Regions from separate parts of the Homo sapiens genome. Here region 2 is linked to region 1. The links are chromatin contacts, found by Hi-C or POLR2A ChIA-PET in ENCODE. All regions are on one chromosome and are shown on one strand. The core of a region is the stretch at or near the end of the contact, and the rest is flanking DNA. Distances in the headings are between cores, read along the strand shown. Region 1 overlaps SLC25A13 (solute carrier family 25 member 13). Region 2 overlaps SLC25A13 (solute carrier family 25 member 13).

What was found. Hi-C counts contacts between places; a loop is a spot of excess contacts on that map. ChIA-PET counts read pairs that join two places held with the same protein, here RNA polymerase II (POLR2A). Pooled maps may share reads with other maps.
Region 2: a map of vagina shows a loop between it and region 1 (2.4-fold over the local background). The contact joins two enhancer-like sites. A Hi-C loop is called at or near these places in 11 of 168 maps with a recorded cell type or tissue (A673, adrenal gland, endothelial cell of hepatic sinusoid and 5 more) and 5 of 50 pooled maps. POLR2A ChIA-PET finds 5 or more read pairs at or near these places in 1 of 52 experiments (CD8-positive, alpha-beta T cell).

What each region holds. Positions count from the first base shown.
Region 1 is chr7:96,235,132-96,238,463 of GRCh38, reverse strand. All of the region lies in intron 3 of SLC25A13 (solute carrier family 25 member 13), which reads left to right. Among named protein-coding and RNA genes, the nearest start is that of MIR591, 17 kb to the right of the region's middle. Within about 2 kb of position 1,588, at least 9 of the 41 ENCODE cell types and tissues checked have a DNase peak (open chromatin) inside an H3K27ac peak, as active enhancers do.
Region 2 is chr7:96,302,390-96,305,721 of GRCh38, reverse strand. All of the region lies in intron 1 of SLC25A13 (solute carrier family 25 member 13), which reads left to right. Among named protein-coding and RNA genes, the nearest start is that of SLC25A13, 18 kb to the left of the region's middle. Within about 2 kb of position 1,826, at least 8 of the 41 ENCODE cell types and tissues checked have a DNase peak (open chromatin) inside an H3K27ac peak, as active enhancers do.

The sequences.
Region 1 (3,332 bases), core at 339-2,838:
TATATTAGTTTCCTCAGGCTGCTGTAACAAAGTACTCTACCGCAAACTGGGAAGCTTTAAAAAAAAAAACAAATTAGTTGTCCTAAGTTCTGGAGGCTAGACATCCAAGGTGGAGGTTCAGCAGGGTTGGTTTCTTCTGAGGGCTGTAAGGGAGAATCTGTTCCGTGCTTCTTTCCTGTCTTCTGGTGGTGGGCGGGCAACCTTTGGTGTTCCTTGGCTTGAAGAAGCGTCACCCTGATCTCTATGTTCATCTTTACTTGGTTTTCTCCTTGTGTGCATGTCTGTTTTTAAATTTCCCTGTTTTATAAAAAAGACTCCAGTCATATTGGATTAGGTGCCTGCCCTACTCCACTATGATCTCATCTTAACTAGTTCCATTTGCAGCTACCCTATTTCCAAATAAAGTCACATTCTGAGGTTCTAGGGGTTGGGATTTTTGGGGACGGGGGACACAGTTCTGCCCATACCAGCATCTCTCTTGAGTCCATTGGGTCTCTTTTGGCTTCTGGCTGGACACTGTACTACATGTCCCACTGTTACCTCAAACACAGTCACAGTTGGTTACATTCTCCCACAGGTCCCTTCTTTCCAATTTTTACCTTTTTTTCTTTTTTCTTGTTTATCTTTGGTGGTGGTATCATCATCCCACTCAGTTATCCAAGTTGGAAATGTTGGGAACATCCTGGCCTGTTTCCTTGGCCTTGGCCTCCAACATCCAGTCCTAACCACATTTTATAATTTCTGCCTCTGCTGTGTTTCTCTAGCCTTTCTTCTGCTTCCATTCCTAGGGCCCCCACTCAGGTTTAGAACCCTGTGATCCCTGGCTGCCAGGCTGTCTCCCACATCTCATCTCTCCTTTAAATTCATCTTCCACACCAGTTCTTTTTCTAAAACAAAGTTTTGAATGTGACATTTCTTAATCCAGAAACTGAGTGATTTTTAACTGTCTGAAAAAAAAGTCAAGATTCTGTTGCTTGGCCCTTAAGGTCCACCCTAGGTGGCTGGCATCTCGCTCTTGCCAGTCTTTTGCTCCTCATGACCTGCTAGATGGAGAATTGGTAACTCCTACATGCTTCTCCAAATACAGCACATCCATTTGTTTTCATCTCTGTACTTTGCTTCCCCAGTGTAGAATGTCCTCTCTCTACCCTTCCCTCCTCTCTCCATTGTCACCAAACCAAAGTCGGTCCATTTGCCTGCACAAAATGGAAAGCCAAACACAAAGCACCAGTTTTTTGCAGCAAGAAAGTTTATTGCCAGGCAACTGAGTAAGGGGAGAGGAGTCACACTCAAGTTTGACTTTCTCTACCAGCCTTACAGCCATAGATTTAAGGGAGGGCTTCTGAGTGTGGAGTTTAGGTGGTGAACAGTGATTAGTGATTGGCTGAAAGGAAAGGGGGTTTGGAAAGTGTCTTGGGCATGCTGTTGCCCTTCCATGCTGCTTCATGGGTTGCACCTTTGGACAGTGGTGGCATTAGCTTGAACTGAGGGTGAGTTTTTGGCCCTCTAACGTCAAAAGGTTACTCAACAGGAGAAGAAGTCTATTCTGCCCAGACTCCAGTCAGCTATGTTGGTTCCAACCAGCCTCAGTCTGTCAGCCAATTTTGTGGCAAACAGAGAGAACTGTAACAAATGGTTTTCTTCTCTGCTGTCCTGCAAGACAAGCTTAATAAATTTTTGTTAGTTACCAAATTCTTTAATCCTGTGGGGCATGGTTTCACCATCTTCCCACAGCAGTTGGAATTCTACCCAGGTTAAATGGAAGCCAGGAGACCTGGTTTTCAGGCCAAAATGTCAGAAGCCAGTTGTTTTGCCTAACCCAGGTCATTAACTTTTTCCAGTTTCCGTTTCCTCACAAGTAAAATGAGGAGGTTGAAGTAGATAATCCCTAAGATCTTCTCAGCTTTAAAATTTGTTCTTCAAATACCATGCCGCCATGAAGCAGTCCCCAACTCTTCCAGGCAGAATAATTCACCCCTTTTATGCCCCTTAGTGCTTTACTTTTTCTTTTACAGTTAACTCTTAATTTCTAGTGGTTATGTGTGCTCATGACTATCTCCCCTTCCTCCAAACAGCTGGTGGTAAGCTCCTGGAGTTCAGCCAGGAATGCTTGACTCATATTTGCCCCCCTTCTTGCCTCCTACGCAGAGTCTCGGTGAGAGAGACCTTAGTAGAGGATAAAATGTCCTTGGGAAGTACTCCCCTGTAACACATGCTCTTCCTGAGTGTTCCCAGGCATTGAGAAGCATGTGTTTTGGATGGTTAATGATACAGAGATGCTATATTGAACACACTGCGTTTTTCCTTTCTTTGTAGCATTATTGTAATTGGGTGACATTCTGGGAAACAGCTAAGTTCACTTTGTAACAGTTTTTATAAAAATGTGTTCTCTCTATAGGATGTTTAGAAGTAACTAAGTTTTCTGTAAAATATATGAAAACCATTCCTATTTTCTTCCTCCTTCCATATCCTCCGGAAACTTGGAGTATCTCAATGTATCATTAAAGTATTTGGATACTTAAAATAGCAGTTGTTAAAAAATAAAATCTAGGAAAGCTTTTATGGACCCATTTCCTCTTTGGAAGTCAAAACGTCCTTGGCCTCTCATGTTCTTCCTAAAGCTTAGATTTGACCCACATTTTGACCTTCGGAAAGTTAAAGTCACTCCTTTTTCCTAGAGAAGAATGACCAGGCCCTTTTCTTTCTTCAAGGCCACCTCTGGTCCTATATTTCTAATCTTATTTTACATTGTTCTTTTATGCACTCCACTGTCCAGACAAAATCTGTCACTCATCAGTTTCCCTGTACACTCCTTAGCTTTCTTGCATTAGCCTTCTGCCTGAAGTGCCCTCTAGTCTACACCCATTACCGCATATCCAAGTTGTACTCATTTTTTAAGGCCTAGCTCAAATGCCATTTCTGCCACAAAGACTTTTATTACCATACTAGTTCTTGTGTTATGATTTGTCCTTCCTCTATACACTAGTCTGTTTCTAGACCAGTGCTGTCTGCCTCACTAGACTAGAAGTCCCTTGGGGTCATGTTTCATGTATCATTTATCTGTATTCCCCTTGTACTAGCCCTAGGTCAATTCACAGGTGGTCAGTAAATACCAGTAGTGAATCAATATCTGTGAACCGTTTTTTGCATGGTGTATAAGGATACTAATGCATAACAAAGTTGCTCTATTTTGCTGTTAGGCAGTCACATCTTAGTCTAAAGTATCTGCACTTTTATTATAGAACCCAAAAACATGCCTGAAGGAAGACTGAAACATATATGATGCTGGATAAAACAGTTATATTTGAAATTATAATGTATTTAGTGTGTAA
Region 2 (3,332 bases), core at 577-3,076, 67 kb before region 1:
GGCATTATCTGGGCTTCAGCAACTTGTGATCTCCTAAGTAGAGCTTTTCAGCACTTTATAAATACGTCATATACTTTTTATATTCCTTTGTTCCCCATCAGGAACATAGCCCCAGTCTTCAGAATAGCACAATCAGTTTTTATTCATTTAAGGAGCAGTAGTAATTTGACACTTGCTAATATGTAACAAATTATATTGGGCGTGGTAATTACAATTGCAGCTGGTTCCTAATTATACTGTAACCTTGATGCTTACAAAAATTGAGACTGAATTCAGCATAAAATACTGGAGAATAATATTCTGCACTAGGCATTTCTGCCTTCTACTGAGCCATGGGCATTTATGAATCATAATGCCAAATTAAAAAGAATTTATTTTAAATTGGTTACAATTACAATGTTGTCCAGTGTCTCCATTCTTAAAGGTAGCTTTAAAGTCCCCCTTTTTGCTTGCTAAACTCTGGGAATATCCTTCAGGTATTATAATTAGTGTCTAAATAACCTGAGCTCAGGGGTCATTTCTGGCTGTGTGATCTACTGGTATTCATTTAAGACTCTTTAGTACCTCAGCTTCTTTATTTGAAAAGTGGGGATATTACTCACTCTTCCCCTTAAAGAGTTTTAATGATACAGTATATAAATGAAATAAGATAAAAAGCCATTAGCATAATGCCTGGCATAGAGTTAAGGACCCAGTAAAAGTTAGCTGGTCATTGTTATCGTTATAATTAATAATAAGTGATCCGGCTCCAAAGACTGCCTCTGTGACCCTCAACTTTAGCAGAATTAGTGTATTAATTCTCCTGCCACTCTGCCTTATGATAGCATGTATCATCATACATTTTGTACCAACCACTTGTCGATAAGTCAGCTTTCCCTGCTTGGGGCAGGGTTTCTGATTTATTGGGTGTTTTCTCCTCGGTGCCTGGCGCTGGGCCTAGTACACTGCAGCTTTCCCATAGGTGATTGTGTTGCATGGATGAGCAAGTAGAGCATCACCATCTAAGGAGTGGTTGTTAGCTGGGGGGTGGGGTAGTTTGGCCCCCAAGAGGATTTCTTTTAGCAACCTCTGGAGACAGTTTCTTGGTTGTTGCAGCTTGTTGGGGAAGGGGTTGCTACTCCCATCTAGCAGGTAGAGGTCAGCTTAATAACAATAATAGTAAAATCCAGAACTAGTATGTTTCAGGCTCTTTTGGCATAACAGAACCCAGCTAAAACACCACCATTCATTCTTAACTGTTATACTCTGCCTCTTAATATCAGAATTTTAATGATGATGGCTTTCTAGTTTATGTTCTACAACAGAGCAGAGTGAAATCTAACATACATCACAACCTACTGAATCCTTCTGATAAACATCTCTAGTGCCTCTGAAATGACTCGCTGATGTAATTACCCAGTGGGTTAACATTTGTGGTGTCTGATACTTTATAAGTCAACTGTTGAGTGAAATGAAGTTTTGCCAGCTGATTACATAGAAATGTTGTGGTTTGAAGAATGCTTAACAGGGCATCTTGTCTTTGTACTAATTTATATTTCAGTAACTTTTCCCATAATGACTGCTCTTCATTTATTAGGTCGTAGGGAAACTGTAGGATGAAGGATGAGTGACTCAGTGGTTTCAATAAAAAATTATTTTCTTAAGTTTGAGATACCTTTTTCTTCTTCTCAAGTTAATGGTAACTGTGGTTTTAGGGAATTCCAAACTTTCTTTTGCAATTACTGATTGTATCAGTCAGGGCTCACTCGCAGAGAACAGAATCTACTCTAGCTGGTTTAAGCAGAGAGAGATTTATTACAGGATATTAAATGGCTTACACAATTTGTTGGGAAGGTAAAGAAACAGACTTGAGGTTGAGCTCTAAAGAATGACGTCTAGAGTCTCAAGCAGAGCAGGCCACCAAGACAGCAGTGACCTCCTGTGCAGTCACAATGCTGCCTGCCAAGTGGAGAGTGTTTCAGGACCATGTGGCCACTGACATGGGAGGGCAGGAGGTTGCCACAGGAAAACTAGACACTTCCAGCAATGGTGCGTGCTTGGCAGAAACAGCAGAAGGTGCCCCCCAACTCCCAAACATTTGCCAAATCTCACTCAATTTCATCTAATTGATGGCACATAGGCCGCATAGCAGCAAGGGAGTCTGGGAATTGTAGTTTCAGCCTTCTAGTGTCTTTAGTATAGGAAGATAAAGAAGGAGGGTGGGCCCCTGCTTCTAAGTGGTTAGGTTACACCCAAGAATACTTTTCTTTGGGATTCAGGGCCATCTACTGCACTATTTCCTCAGGTTCAAAAGACTATGCAGGACTGTTTCTCCTTCTCTCTCCGTTTCCTGCTTGTCACTGCATGCTTATTTACACCCACCCACCCACACACACACCCAGAAGCTTGCTTTTGATGAGCTACCTCTTTGAGTTTGTAGTTCTTATCTAAGGCAAATATTTACTTTATGATAGTAGAATTTTCAGTGTAAGTCTGTGCTTGTCTTGGCTTTCAGATGTTTCAGGTTTGGGAGGGTGACTGGGGAAGTATTGCTGAGGAAGGGCTGTGCTGTACAGTTGGTGACGTAGCAGCTGAGGTTGGGCCTCGGGTCCTAACGCAGTTGTTCTCAGTCCACCCACACATGGTAATTTCTTGAGGGAGCTCTAAAGATATCCATTCTAGAAATTTTCATTTGATTGACCTTTGGTATGGTTTGGGTTTTGTAAAACCTAAAAGCACCTCAGGGGACTTGAATATGCAGCGAGGACTGAGAACCTACATCTTATAATCCGTACATTAAAATTGGACATTATCTAAAGCTGTGGTTCTTAAACTTTAACTGCATCAGGGTCACCTGGAGGGCTTGTTAAATCATAGGGGATTGCTGGGCCTCACCCAGTTTCTGATTCTTTGGGTCTGGGATGGGTGTGATAATTTGTATTTTTAAAAGTTCCCAGGTGATGCTGATGGTCTCCACACTTTGAGAACCATTGGTCTGAAGAGAGTTGCCTATTTTCATTGTAAATGTCAGATTTTTACTGACCTGAAAGACTTTATTCTATATTCAGCACTTCCAGAGAATCTACTTTGTTTCCTGATCTTTGCCAGAGTTGGGGTTGATCTGAGGAGTAAGGTGCCCTCACAGAGATGGTGGTCTCACATCTCTACAGCCTCCCAGTGAAAGAGGAGAGCTTTGCTTTTCTTTGCATTTTATTTTTCAAATTAGCATTTCTTATTTTCGTGTAGGTTTTCTTATATTCTTCCCCACCATCCTCTCTTAGATCTGACAACTATTTTGAATACACCATTCTATACCACTGTGATTTGTTAAAGTAATGAGCCTGCAACTGTGG